3 separate regions of the Homo sapiens genome follow, and all the other regions are linked to region 3. Evidence: chromatin loops called from intact Hi-C (ENCODE). Cell type or tissue: endothelial cell of umbilical vein. All regions are shown on one strand. Region 1 has its middle 170 kb from the start of SP4. Region 2 has its middle 51 kb from the start of CDCA7L. Region 3 has its middle 110 kb from the start of SP4.

Region 1 (4,000 bases), 57 kb after region 3:
TTGAACTCTAGACCTCAGGTGATCCACCCGCCTCGGCCTCCCAAGGTGCTGGGATTACAGGCGTGAGCCACCATGCCCAGCTGGTCATCAATCAATTTGGGATGAATTATCTTCATATTATTTGGGCTTTTATGGAGACAAATTTTTTAAATCTTCAGAGAAATACTTTGTAATTTATTTATTATGATTTATGCACATTTTTTTAGCATTTATTCCAGGTGTGTTTTTACACATTGCTATGATTATAAGCATAATTAATCTTAGCTTTTGTATTTTTAACATTTTTATACTTATTTAAAATAGTGGTTGACTGTGCAGATTCATCTATCACTTTTAGTGAAATTCTTAATGATTATGAGAGATTTTTATGGGCTTTCTAAGTATATAATTTTGTTCATGAAAAATAATGATAATTCCCCTCCTTCCAATGTTTATTCCTCTTATTTCTAATCTTATTTTGAGAACTAGCCAGAATATTCTGAAAACTGTTATTTAATATTTATGATGGGACAATCTTTTCTTTATCTTTTTGAATTTTAATGGAAACGCCTTTGGTGTTTCACCATCAGACATGATGTTGGCTCTTGGCTAAAGAGAGATATACTTATTAAGAAATTAGCCCTTTTTGGCCAAAATTTTAAAGAATTTTAAAATATTAGTCAACATTGAGTGTAGAATTTTAAGCTACTCTTTAAAGCAACCAAAATAGGTTTGAAATATATTTTAATATAACTTGAATGTGTCCAATTAAATTAAAACCCTTTTATAAGTAGTACACAGTTTAATTTTCTATAACACGTAGAAAATTTATAATAAACTGCAATGTGCAGGTACTACAGGAAGTTTTCGCTCCACTCTTTTATTTAAGCTTAAGTAATAACTCAAATTCATGCTTTTTAATATTATGCTTATTCGATTAGTTTTGAATTTCTGTCACAATTTTTTTCCCTGTATGTTACAATACATCACAGTTGATTAATGCAGAAAGCTCTGACAGATATTTTAGTGGGTTGATTTGTACCTCTTAATGTTTGAAATTTATATATTTGGTTGACAGCCTGGCTAAGGCAATAAAATACTGAGAAGTAAAAATACAAGCTCATTCTTAGTTAACATATGTTTTCTGTATCAGCATCATAAAATTCCACATTTGCAAATTTTGTTCATATGCTGAAGTTTTATTGGAAGTAAGAAACTGTTGTCATATGGATTTCTCTGAGTTAAAAAGTGAAACTCTAAAGACCTAGTTTTCTGCACAGCAGTATACAAATTCGGCTAAACAGTTTTCTTACAATTATGTAAAAATAACAAACTAGGCTTAGAGGGAAACAGACTGAAAGGAAATGTACCAAAATGTGTTTCCTTTCTCTCATGTCTCAGCCTAGGGGTACTATCCTCCCGGCAGTCTCTGTTGACGCTCTAACTGGATTGGGCGCCCCTCCTATGTGCTTCTGGCCCCTTCTTCCTCTGTCACACTGTGGTAGTGGTGCATGGCAGGCCATCTCCCCCAGGTACTGTCAGTTCTAGGAGTGAAGGGACTGCTTTGTGCATGTCCTCATCATCTGTCTATTGCTCAGTTAACATCTGCATGGGGAATAGATTCATGAATGAATGAATGTGTGGATGTTTGGGTGTTACACTATGGACATTCACAAAACATTAATAGCTCAAAATTTGTGTTTCTATTTTCCAAATTCCCTTTAACATACACATTTTACAATGTTTGGTTTTCACGTGAACGACAACGTCAAAGGCAAGCATCAGAATAGCAGAATATGTTGAAAAGAGACTTGTTTTTTTCTTTCTGAGATGCAATTTTTATCCCAGTACCACCAGCCATGAGGGTGGTATATTGAGTATTTCCTGCTTTCTGCTCTGGTGGGACCACACTGCCTGGCCCTCTTGTGGTGGGGTAGGATAAGGCCATGTTACTTGTTCTTACAAGAGAGATGTAGGAGGTAATAATAGCACATGTCACTTCCAGGTCAAAGTATTGCTGGTGTGAGCCCCTCCAGAGTTTACTTCCCCTTAGCCACAGTGACCAGAATATTCCAGATATTGCTGTCAGCCAGGTCTCAGCGTGAGAACCACATGAATGAGAGTTCCCTGTCAAATGGAGATGGATGTGTTCTGTGAGCGAGCAGTTAACCTTTGTAATGTAAAGTCACTGAGATCTGGGGAGTGCCTGTTACTGAATGATAAGTTAGCTTTTCCCAATTGGTACTGTGTGGCAAACTTTTCTTCCTTATGCCTTATTCAGAGATAGTCGCTGAGTTCTACAAACTAGTAAACTAAGCACAGAAAAATTAACTCTCTCTCTAAAGATGGAATACAGTATAAATGCTGAAAGATTAAAAAAGGAAGTACTTCTGCTTTGCAACCCCAGTACCAAGTTGGAATGCCTTGTAGGCTTATGTCCTGAGGCTTTCATTTTTCTTTCCCTCCGAGCCAGTTAGACCAACGATGTTACCTAATTGGTTAGTAATTAGATGCAGTTCTTGACTGTGACATTTGGGGTCTTTTGAACATTTTCTATTTAAGTCCAGTGGTTGCAATATCGGGAAAAAAAAAAAAAAAACAGAATGTGGCCAATCATATTACCTCAGGGTTTGTTTTTTTTTTTTAGCCCTAAATGTCAGTAGCTAGATTGATACATATCACTTTCTGAAGTACAGGCTGTAAAACTAGGAGTTATAAATGTCAGTTTTGATGTGTGTTTTAGTGGCTTCAAACATCCCCAGTGGAGGAAACAAGCAGGCTGTTACTATGGAAGTTCCTTGTATTACACAGGGACCTACCAGGACTGGCAGTAATTGGTAACACTTGGAAAATCTATGGGGAAAGCAGTTCCCAGATCACTGAAAAAATCCTGGGCTTAAAATCAGAAGATCTGGGTCTGAGGATCAGCTATTTCATTCTGTGTGTTACGCTACTTTATGAGCATCTTTGAGAGCTTGGGGAAATCTCTTTACCTACACCTCAGCTGCCTCATCTGTTAAATACCAGGCAAAAGGCGTTCTCATGAAAAGTGCATGAGATGATGTGGAAACTCAGAACTACCTAGACTCAACGGAATTAACTTCACTCCTAAGGTTGGGTCCATGGATCATGTACCTGACCAGGAATGATAGCAGATGTAGATGCTACAGACAGACCTCTTGGCTAAATCACGACTAGACAATCCCAAAGGGTAAATATCAAACAGGGGCCATTTTTCATTTTTGGTGTTGGTTCAGGGATCTCTCTCAAAAATAAATGGTGGCCAGACATAATGGCTGACGCCTGTAATCTCAGCATTTTGGGAGGCCAAGGTGGGAGGATTGCTTGAGCCTAGGAGTTTGAGACCAGCTTGGGCAACATAGAGAAACCTCATCTCCATGTCAAAAAAAAAAAAAAAAAAATTAGGTAGGCATGATGGCATACACCTGTAGTCTCAGCTATCTGGGAGGCTGAGGTAGGAGCATCACCTGAGCCCAGGGAGGTTGAGGCTGCAGTGAGCCATGATCTTGCCACTGCACTCCAGCCTGGGGGACAGAGTAAGACCTTGTATCAAAATAAAATAAAATAAAAGGAAAGGAAACTGTCCATCACATAAGTGGCTTACACATCGGTATATGTGGCCATGCCTCAGCCCATGTGCTCTAGTGATTTCTGCCACTCTGGGCAATAAGGGCAAATTTGCATCCACGCCTTTGGTCTTTGAGGGGGAATGGCTCACAGTCTTCCTGGTTTGGGAACCTGCAGATAATAAGGAGGCCTGCCCACCGCAGAAGCATTTGCACAGTGTGAATGCCTGGAAGCATGGTGCTAATGTTTTAGCCAATTCCTCTGGCTCTTCCTCACCATCCCATGCTTGGAGTCTCATCAGTCAGCTCTCATCTCAAATTCTGACATTCACTAAGTTGGGCCAACTAAGAGGGGTGCTTAAATTTGGAGCAGAAATCATTTTGAGGAATAAATTTGGAATTAGCATCTTGGTACTGGCTCCAATTAAACAGTC
Region 2 (4,000 bases), 680 kb before region 3:
ATTTGGGTTTATCTGATATTTTCTCATGGATAAAGGAGGTCAAGCATTTTTCGCAGGAATGCCATGGAAATCAGATTGCGCCCTTCTCTGTGCATCAAATGACGTCCTATGTCTCTTTCTACAGATATGAACCTTCATTCCCGGTCAAGGAGGTGACTACCAGTTTTTCCAAAGTAAAATGACTATTTTCCCGTTAGTAATTGGTTAATAAATGTATCTGGGAAGATACTTTATGCAAATATCTTGTTTCTCCTTAAACTTATAGCCACTAATTTTAGCATCCTTTGATGCCTACAACCATTTTTACTGTGGGGTTTCCCCCCATTTCCTCTTTTCCCTCTGCATGTATTAATAGGTTCTGTAACGAAGATGTGTCCCTTCTCTCCCATTTATTTACTACGTTACATCACTGTGGACTCATGGATATTTACTTCCGTCTATGGCTTATAATCCAATGCTATTACCCTTTCTTGATTGCTCAAAATTACTCCAGCTTTGGCCATTGGGAGCTCCTTCAGGTGGGCTCTGTGTTCTTCTGACATGGCTCCATCCTTTGTGGCTACTTCCTTGTATTCTGGCACATGATGTTCCAGGCTCTTTTTTTTTTTTTTTTTTTTTCTGAGACGAAGTCTTGCTCTGTCACCCAGGCTGGAGTGCAGTGGCACAATGTCACCTCACTGCAACCTCCGCCTCCCAGGTTCAAGCAATTCTCCTGCCTCATCCTCCCAGGTAGCTGGGATTACAGGCACCCACCACCATGCCCAGCTAAGTTTTGTATTTTTAGTAGAAACGGGGTTTCACCATATTGGTCAGGCTGGTCTCAAACTCCTGACCTCAGGTGATCCACCCGCCTCGGCCTCCCAAAATGAGGCAATTACAAGCATGAGCCACACTGTGCCAGGCCTCCAGGCTCATTTTATATTTTGCCTGCCCCAGTCCTGGAGTCACCAACTTCTCCAAGGAGCATGGTTCCTTTTATTCAAGAGTGATATTTAGAAACTAAGATCTAAGCACTAAATGTATTCATTGCTACTAGAGAGTCATTGTTTCTAGGACCTTCCAGCAGAGCAAGGAACTGTGTGTACGTATACTAACTCATGCAGGCACACACATCTGTATATGCGTGTGTCTGTCTGCCTGCCTATCTATCATCTACTCAACCGCCCACACACACATATGTATGTATGTGTGTGTATATATATACATATGTATATATATGTATGTATATAAATGTGGGTTTATACTGAGATCTGTAACTCGAATAAATTCCACGGGTTCATTTTTGCCTTGCCCCTTTCCTTATGTATAACATCTTTCTCCAACAGTGAGAAACTTGACTCTTTATCTGATCTGGTATATAATTCTAGTATCCTTGTTGGAAAACAAATTTACTAACTACATTACAATAATTTTACACTGTTTCTTTAGACGTTAGCCTTCCACTATCAAGTCAAAATTATGTTTTTCAAATTTACTTAGGTTTTTCTAAGGTATGGGAAATTTTGCTATGATTCTAAAATCAAAGTTATAAAAAGTCTATGCTCAGAGAAAGGTTACTTCCTCCTCGTTCTTGCTAGCCTGTTCCCATTCTCTCATCCTTTCTACCTGGTTCCCTGCCATTCTTTGTAGATAACCAATGTCTTTAATTTATGGTTTATAATTCCTATATTTCTTTTGCACAAAAAAGCAGATACAGTTATATTTTCTTATATCTCTTTTCTTACCTAAAAGGTAGCATATAATAGAAAGGCTTATAAACTTTGCCTTTTACACGTAACAATATATCCTGGAAAGTGCTCTATCTGTTCACAGAGATCTTCCTCTTTATCTTTGATAGCTGTGTAGTATTTCATTGTGTGGCTTTATCATAGTTTGTTCAACCCACATTCCTATAGACAGACATTTACATTGTTTCCCAAATTTTTCAATTATAAACACTACTGTAACAAATAGCTGATACATATAATTTTTAAAATGTTAGACGTGTATCTTCAAGGTAGATTTTTAAAAGCAGGATTACTGGGTCAAAAGGTAAGTACAGCTGTAGTAAACAGACTGACAGCTCCTCGAAATGTTACACAGAGTCCCAGCTACTTGGGAGGCTGAGGCAGGAGGATCACTTGAAACCAGGAGTTCAAGGCTGTTGTGCCTATGATCATGCCTGTAAACATCCACTGTACTCCAGCCTGGACAATATAGATCCTCTCTCTTAAAAAAAAAAGGTTAAACGTGAAGTTATACAATTTGGCAATTCCACTTCTAGGCATATAGACAAAATAATTGAAAGCATGGATTTCCAAATGGATACTTGTACTCCAATATTCATAGCTGCATTATTCACAAAGACTAAAAATGTCCATCAACAGACGAATGAATTAAAACAATATTGTATGTACATACCAGGAAATATTACTCACCCTTAAGAAGGAAGGAAATTCTAAGACATGTTACAACAGGGATAAACTTTGAAAACATTATGCTATGTGAAATTGGTGAGACACAAAAGGACAAATATTGTATGACTCCACTTATGGGAGTTACCTAAAGTAATCAAATTCATAGAGTCAGAGAGACAGAAAGTAGAATGGTGATTACCAAGGGGTGGGAGAAGGAGAAATAGAGTTAGTGTTTAATGGGTACAGAGTCTATCTTTAGGATGATGAAAAGGTTCTGGAAATGCATGATGGTAATGCTTACTCAACATTGTGAATATACTTAATGCCACTGAACTGTCTTTAAAATGGTTAAAATGGTGAATTTTATGTCATGTATATTTTATTAAAATTTAAAAACTGGAAAAAATAGGTTCATATGTAGTTTTTTTAAGGTATTTCCAAAATCTCCCAGCAGGATTTTGAGTCTGTGGTCCCACGAGTTATATAGGAGTGCCTGTTTGCCCACAGCCTCACAACAGCTATTATACATTAAAAAGTATGATAACAAGTATATCAAAATGTTATACTTTTTAATTATTGTGAATCTGATAGGTGAGAAATTGTATCTCATATTGTTTTATTTGCATTTCTCTAATTATGAGTGAGCTTGAATATATTTTCATATAGTCAAGGGCTATTCTTATATCATTTTTGGTGAATAGTCTGCTCATATCTTTCCCCAATTTTTAGTGAGTTTTTGGTATTTTTGTCTCTCAATTTTTAGAAATTTTTTTTTTTAATACACATTAGGGATATTAGCCTTGTGGTTGTAGTATATACTGTAAATAATTTCTTCCAGTTTGCCAGTTGTCTTTTAGTTGTAATTTTGATTATAGTCCTTTCACCATGCAAATGTTTTAACATTTATGTGGACGAATGCATTGATTTTTTTTTTTCTTATATTGCCTCTCAATTTTGAGTCATAGTTAAAGGAAGTTTCCCTACATTGAGGTTGAAGAATTCACCAATATGTTCTTCTAGCACAAGTACAGTTTCATTTTAACACTTAGATTCGCGAAAACATTTGGAGTTTATTCTTGTGTGTTTTGTGAGATATGGATCTAATTTAATCTTTTATTCCAAATGGACACCCAGTTGTCACTGTGCCATTTATTAAAATTTCCATTATTTCATTTGAGATGTCACTCTTATCATATACTACATTTCCATATATCCTTAGGTCTTTTCCTGGGCTTCCATTCCATTCTATCTATGGATGTGCGATTACCACACTGTTCAAATTGTAGAGCTTCGTAGTATGTTTTCATGTCAGTGGGATTCGTTCTCCCTCATAGTTTTTCTTTTTCAGTGTTTTCCTGGTTGTTCTTGCATTTTTGCTTTTCTATATGAACTTTACTATCAACTTGCCTAGCTCCATCAAAGTGCTCACTGACATTTTTACTGGAATTTTATTAAATATATATATTAACTTAGGAAGAACTGGTATCATATTTTTCGATTTACTAACATGAATTTAAATTTTTTAAATATATTTTTAATTGACAAATAAAAATTATATTTATTATGTATAACGTTTTGAAATATGAAATTGTGGAATGGCTAAA
Region 3 (4,000 bases):
TGAGACAGGGTCTCACTCCCATTGTCCAGGCTGGAATGCAGTGGTGTGATCGCAGCTCACCGCAGCCTCAACTTCCCGGCTCAGGTGATTCTTCCACCTCAGTCTCCTGAGTAGCTGGGGCTACAGGGGCATGCCACCACACCTGGCTAATTTTTTTATTTTTAGTAGAGATGAGGTTTCGCCATGTTGCCCTAGGTGGTCTTTAACTCCTGAGCTCAAGCGATTCTGCCTGCCTTGGCCTCCCAAAGTGTTAGGATTATAGGTGTGAGCCACCATGCCTGACCCCAGAATGGCCTTCAATGTCAATCTTTCTATCCGTGTTCTGATCACAGGCATTTAAGTAATCTCAAAGAAGATCCAGACTTTCCCTAAAGCCGTCCTCTTCTTCTTAGTCCTCACTGGAATAGTTCTTCAGGACCCAGCCTCTACTCATTAACCAGTTCCAAAGCTGTGTTCACATTCTTAGGTATTTGTTACGGCAACACCCCACTCCTCAGTACCAATTTCTGTCTTAGTTAATTGTTATAACAAAAGACATTAAACTGGGTTTAGAAATAATAGAAATTTATTTCTCACAGTTCTGGAGGCTGGGAAGTTCAAGATCAAGGTGCCAGCAGATTTGGTGTCTGGTGAAGCCTTGCTCTGCTTCATAGACGGCACCTTCTTGCTAAATCCTCACGTGGTGGAAGGGCAAAAGGGATTAATGCTGTATCCTCACATGGCAGGAGAGATGAAAGGGACAGAAATGCAAAAAAGCCTAGCTGGTTCCTTCCGGCCATTTCATGAGGTACAAATCTCATCCTAATCACCTCCTAGAGGCCCACTTCTTAATACTGTCACATTTTGAATTAAGTTTTAACATGCATTTTGGAGGGGACACAAACTTTCATACCACAGTAGTTAGCATGGCCATGTACAGTTGTGCAGGAGTATACTTCACATGGACTATGATGCTGGCATGTATGGTGCTCTCTAGAGCAGGGCAGTACACATCCTGTGCAGTTATATGTGGTGGCCCTAGTGATGCTAAACATAAGAAGAGGAGAGAAACAAAATGAAGGATTAGAACCACAAGCAATATCTCAGCAGGGGCTGGAGCTACACATTTGGTAGCACACCTATCCCCCAGGTGCTCTGGTCATAGGATTCTAATTCTCAGCATGTCTGATTCACCGTATTTTATCCACACCCCAAAGTCTCGTCAGTGTCTAGTACTGCTAGGTGTTTGCTGATTGTGTTGTCTTGAGACAGTTTCCATCTCATAGTTGCAACTGAAAGTTGCTATCTGGCACAGATTTCACACAGTTCTGCCCCTGAACACTTATTGCATCCTATGAGGATTGATAAGCACACAAAGGGAGCAGTCCATCTGATTCTCTGAAAGCCAATTTAGCTAATTTACTTGTTTCCATTAATTATTTAGTTTCAGCTGACTGCTTTTCATTGTCATATCAACTGTAGTGGTTTCTGTACAAAGCTCATAATAGAATTTTGAGTGATGTTCAATTTGTCCTGCCCTAGCTTCTTGTTGCAGCTGAAATCTGAGGGAAAACAGGAAGCGATACAGGCAGAGAGAGGGGAAATGGGGTGGAGGGTTGTGGGGGAAGGCTTACTTTAAAATCAAGCATCCTTATAAACTATTTTTCAGTAATATATTTATTTGTAGAGATTAAACCTCATATTGGCAAATCAGTCATTTGTTAATGGCTTTGGGGAAATTAATTAGAACCAAACAAATATTCATAAAGATTATTGGGGGTTGGTGTTTTCTTTTGTTGGAAAGTCATGGAGCCTTCATTTTGGTTTTGTTGCAGCTTGAATAAAGTCTAAGAGGTCACCAGGAAGCTTCTCAGCCCTGAGACAGAGTGAGTTATAGCAATTTATGTGTATGTACATTCTTAACCTTTTACGTCATTAACCAACATAAAATCAGATAAATGACAGGAAAACACTGATTCCCAAATACATTTCTAAAAAGAAACATGAGGCTTTCAGGCTTCTTTAGATTGTTAAGGTTTATAACTGCTTATTTCTTCAAATTTCTCATGTGGTGACAGCCGTGCCTTCCCATAATTTAGTTTTGACTCCCAGATTTTTTGAATCTCTGGCTCTATTGTCTGTGAAATGGTTCCTAATGGTGATAGTCAGAGGAGCTTTCTTTCCCTGAATGCTATTAGTGACCTAACAGAGAAGGGCGTGATTTAACTTGCCAGCTAAATGCATAACTGTAGCTGTGTAGAACAAATGAAGAGAGCAGATGCTACAAGCTGGTATTCATGCGACCTTTAACATTTCAGTGATATATGGCTGCTGTGAATGTAACTGAACTATAACCAAGAGAAAAGAATTTATCTTCTCTCTTCAAAGTATCGTAATCCTAAAGACATTATCTCACTCAATTTGTTAACAGTAAGAGCTCATAACAGTAAGAACTTGCAAAAGGACGGCAGAATGAGAGTTTTAATGTATTTTGCCAAAGGGAAATTTACCATCTGCCTGTCTTCATGAATCACATATGCTGAGAATAATATTTTAGAAGATACTGACAATAAGACACAGTAATTTGTAAATGAAAATTACTGATGCTGCCCTTTTCAAAGCACTCTGTGGAATAAATCAGTACAGAAAACTATAGGATTACAAGTCAAAGACTTGAAATAGGAGAATAATAAACTATATTATTGGTTTTTTATCATTGTAATAAAGATCCCCAATCTTTAAAGTGTTAATTACTTTGATTCAAACTTCACTATTTCCAAATGTACACTTTCAATGTGCCCCTGAGATAGGTAGGCTAGGAAAATACATTATCAAGCCAAGACTGCAATAAAGTCTTATTTGCAAACATTGTCAGACATGCAATTAAAGATCATAGAAATATGTCACTAACTAATCTGATTTCTCAGAAAGCATTCACTATAGCACAAATCATGAAATTGTCATTAATGGAAAACTCCAAATTTCTGTGACTTGAATTTGAAAAATATTAAAAAAAAAAACCCTCCAAATTTCAATGTGTACAGTTAATTGAAAAATCACGATAAAATCAAAAGTCACGATTTTAACTCTTGGAAAAAACAAAACATATCTGAAAATTGTACAAACAGTCATAAATTTGGGAATAACCAATAATTTTTTAGCAGTGGTCTTGTAATGTTCTTGATTAGTCATATGTATATCATAAATTTAGAATGAAAATTTTTCAGTTAATAAAACTTAGAAAATTAATATTCTCTCAAAGATTGGTTTTGGAAAGGGTATTAAAAGGAACAAAATAAGAGGTTTGTATAAAAAGTGAGCTCTCTTCTCTCATAAATCAGGTGACTTTAGCCTGAATTAATGTGGCTAAATTAAGAGAAACCAAATTAAGATAATTTTCTATTCTTTCACTATGTCTGTGGCGATACTGATACTGTGACACTTTCTTGTTGGCTTGAACGATCTTAAAGATGATTTTCTAATGATAGATGTATTACATGAAAGAAAAGTCTGTGATCAGTAAGGAGAACAAGGACCATGACAATCTCCATTTCCAAAACAAGAAGTACGTATTTTTCTTCTCTGAAAACAGAGTAAAAGGGAAGCTTTTGCAAAAGAAAATATATATCTTGGCAGTATTTATGCATGTTTTTTTCATAATCTATAAAGCTGAGTTAAAAAATATAGCAGTGTATTAATTAGATATATTTATCTCTTAAATCTGGCAAGACAAGACTTGCAGTTTCATAATGATCACAACAGTATATGGTTGAATATAGGGTATATATAGTCATATACTGTATGTAATATAGTTTCTTTCTAAAGGAAGTCATTTGCATGACAATGAAGTGGCGTGGGGGGCTACTTTAGAGATAATCTCAAGTGACAAAGTACATTCTTATTTAAATTCAATTTTTTACAATCTTTGATTTAAGGAGGAAAGATATTTAAGAACACCTGATGTAGAATCAAATCAATATGAATTCCAAGCTGTTAGAAATTCCAGAAGATATCAAAGTTT

The links. Hi-C counts contacts between places; a loop is a spot of excess contacts. Peaks named below come from ENCODE experiments on the same cell type or tissue, not always from the same donor. Only the 100,000 strongest peaks of a DNase experiment are listed, where the experiment ranks them.
Region 1: a loop joins it to region 3, with 4 times the contacts of the local background. A loop is called at or near these places in 1 of 110 quality-filtered maps.
Region 2: a loop joins it to region 3, with 11 times the contacts of the local background. A loop is called at or near these places in 1 of 110 quality-filtered maps.

The regions. Positions count from the first base shown.
Region 1 is chr7:21,259,839-21,263,838 of GRCh38, reverse strand. No RefSeq gene overlaps it. Among named protein-coding and RNA genes, the nearest start is that of SP4, 170 kb to the left of the region's middle. RefSeq lists an enhancer at 1,798-2,523. In endothelial cell of umbilical vein, a CTCF peak has its summit at 1,909; DNase peaks (open chromatin) are centred at 1,368 and 1,918.
Region 2 is chr7:21,995,309-21,999,308 of GRCh38, reverse strand. No RefSeq gene overlaps it. Among named protein-coding and RNA genes, the nearest start is that of CDCA7L, 51 kb to the right of the region's middle. In endothelial cell of umbilical vein, no CTCF peak of the experiment used is centred here; a DNase peak (open chromatin) is centred at 2,458; H3K27ac peaks cover 1,565 bases.
Region 3 is chr7:21,316,641-21,320,640 of GRCh38, reverse strand. No RefSeq gene overlaps it. Among named protein-coding and RNA genes, the nearest start is that of SP4, 110 kb to the left of the region's middle. In endothelial cell of umbilical vein, no CTCF peak of the experiment used is centred here; DNase peaks (open chromatin) are centred at 1,590, 1,890 and 2,020; H3K27ac peaks cover 3,200 bases.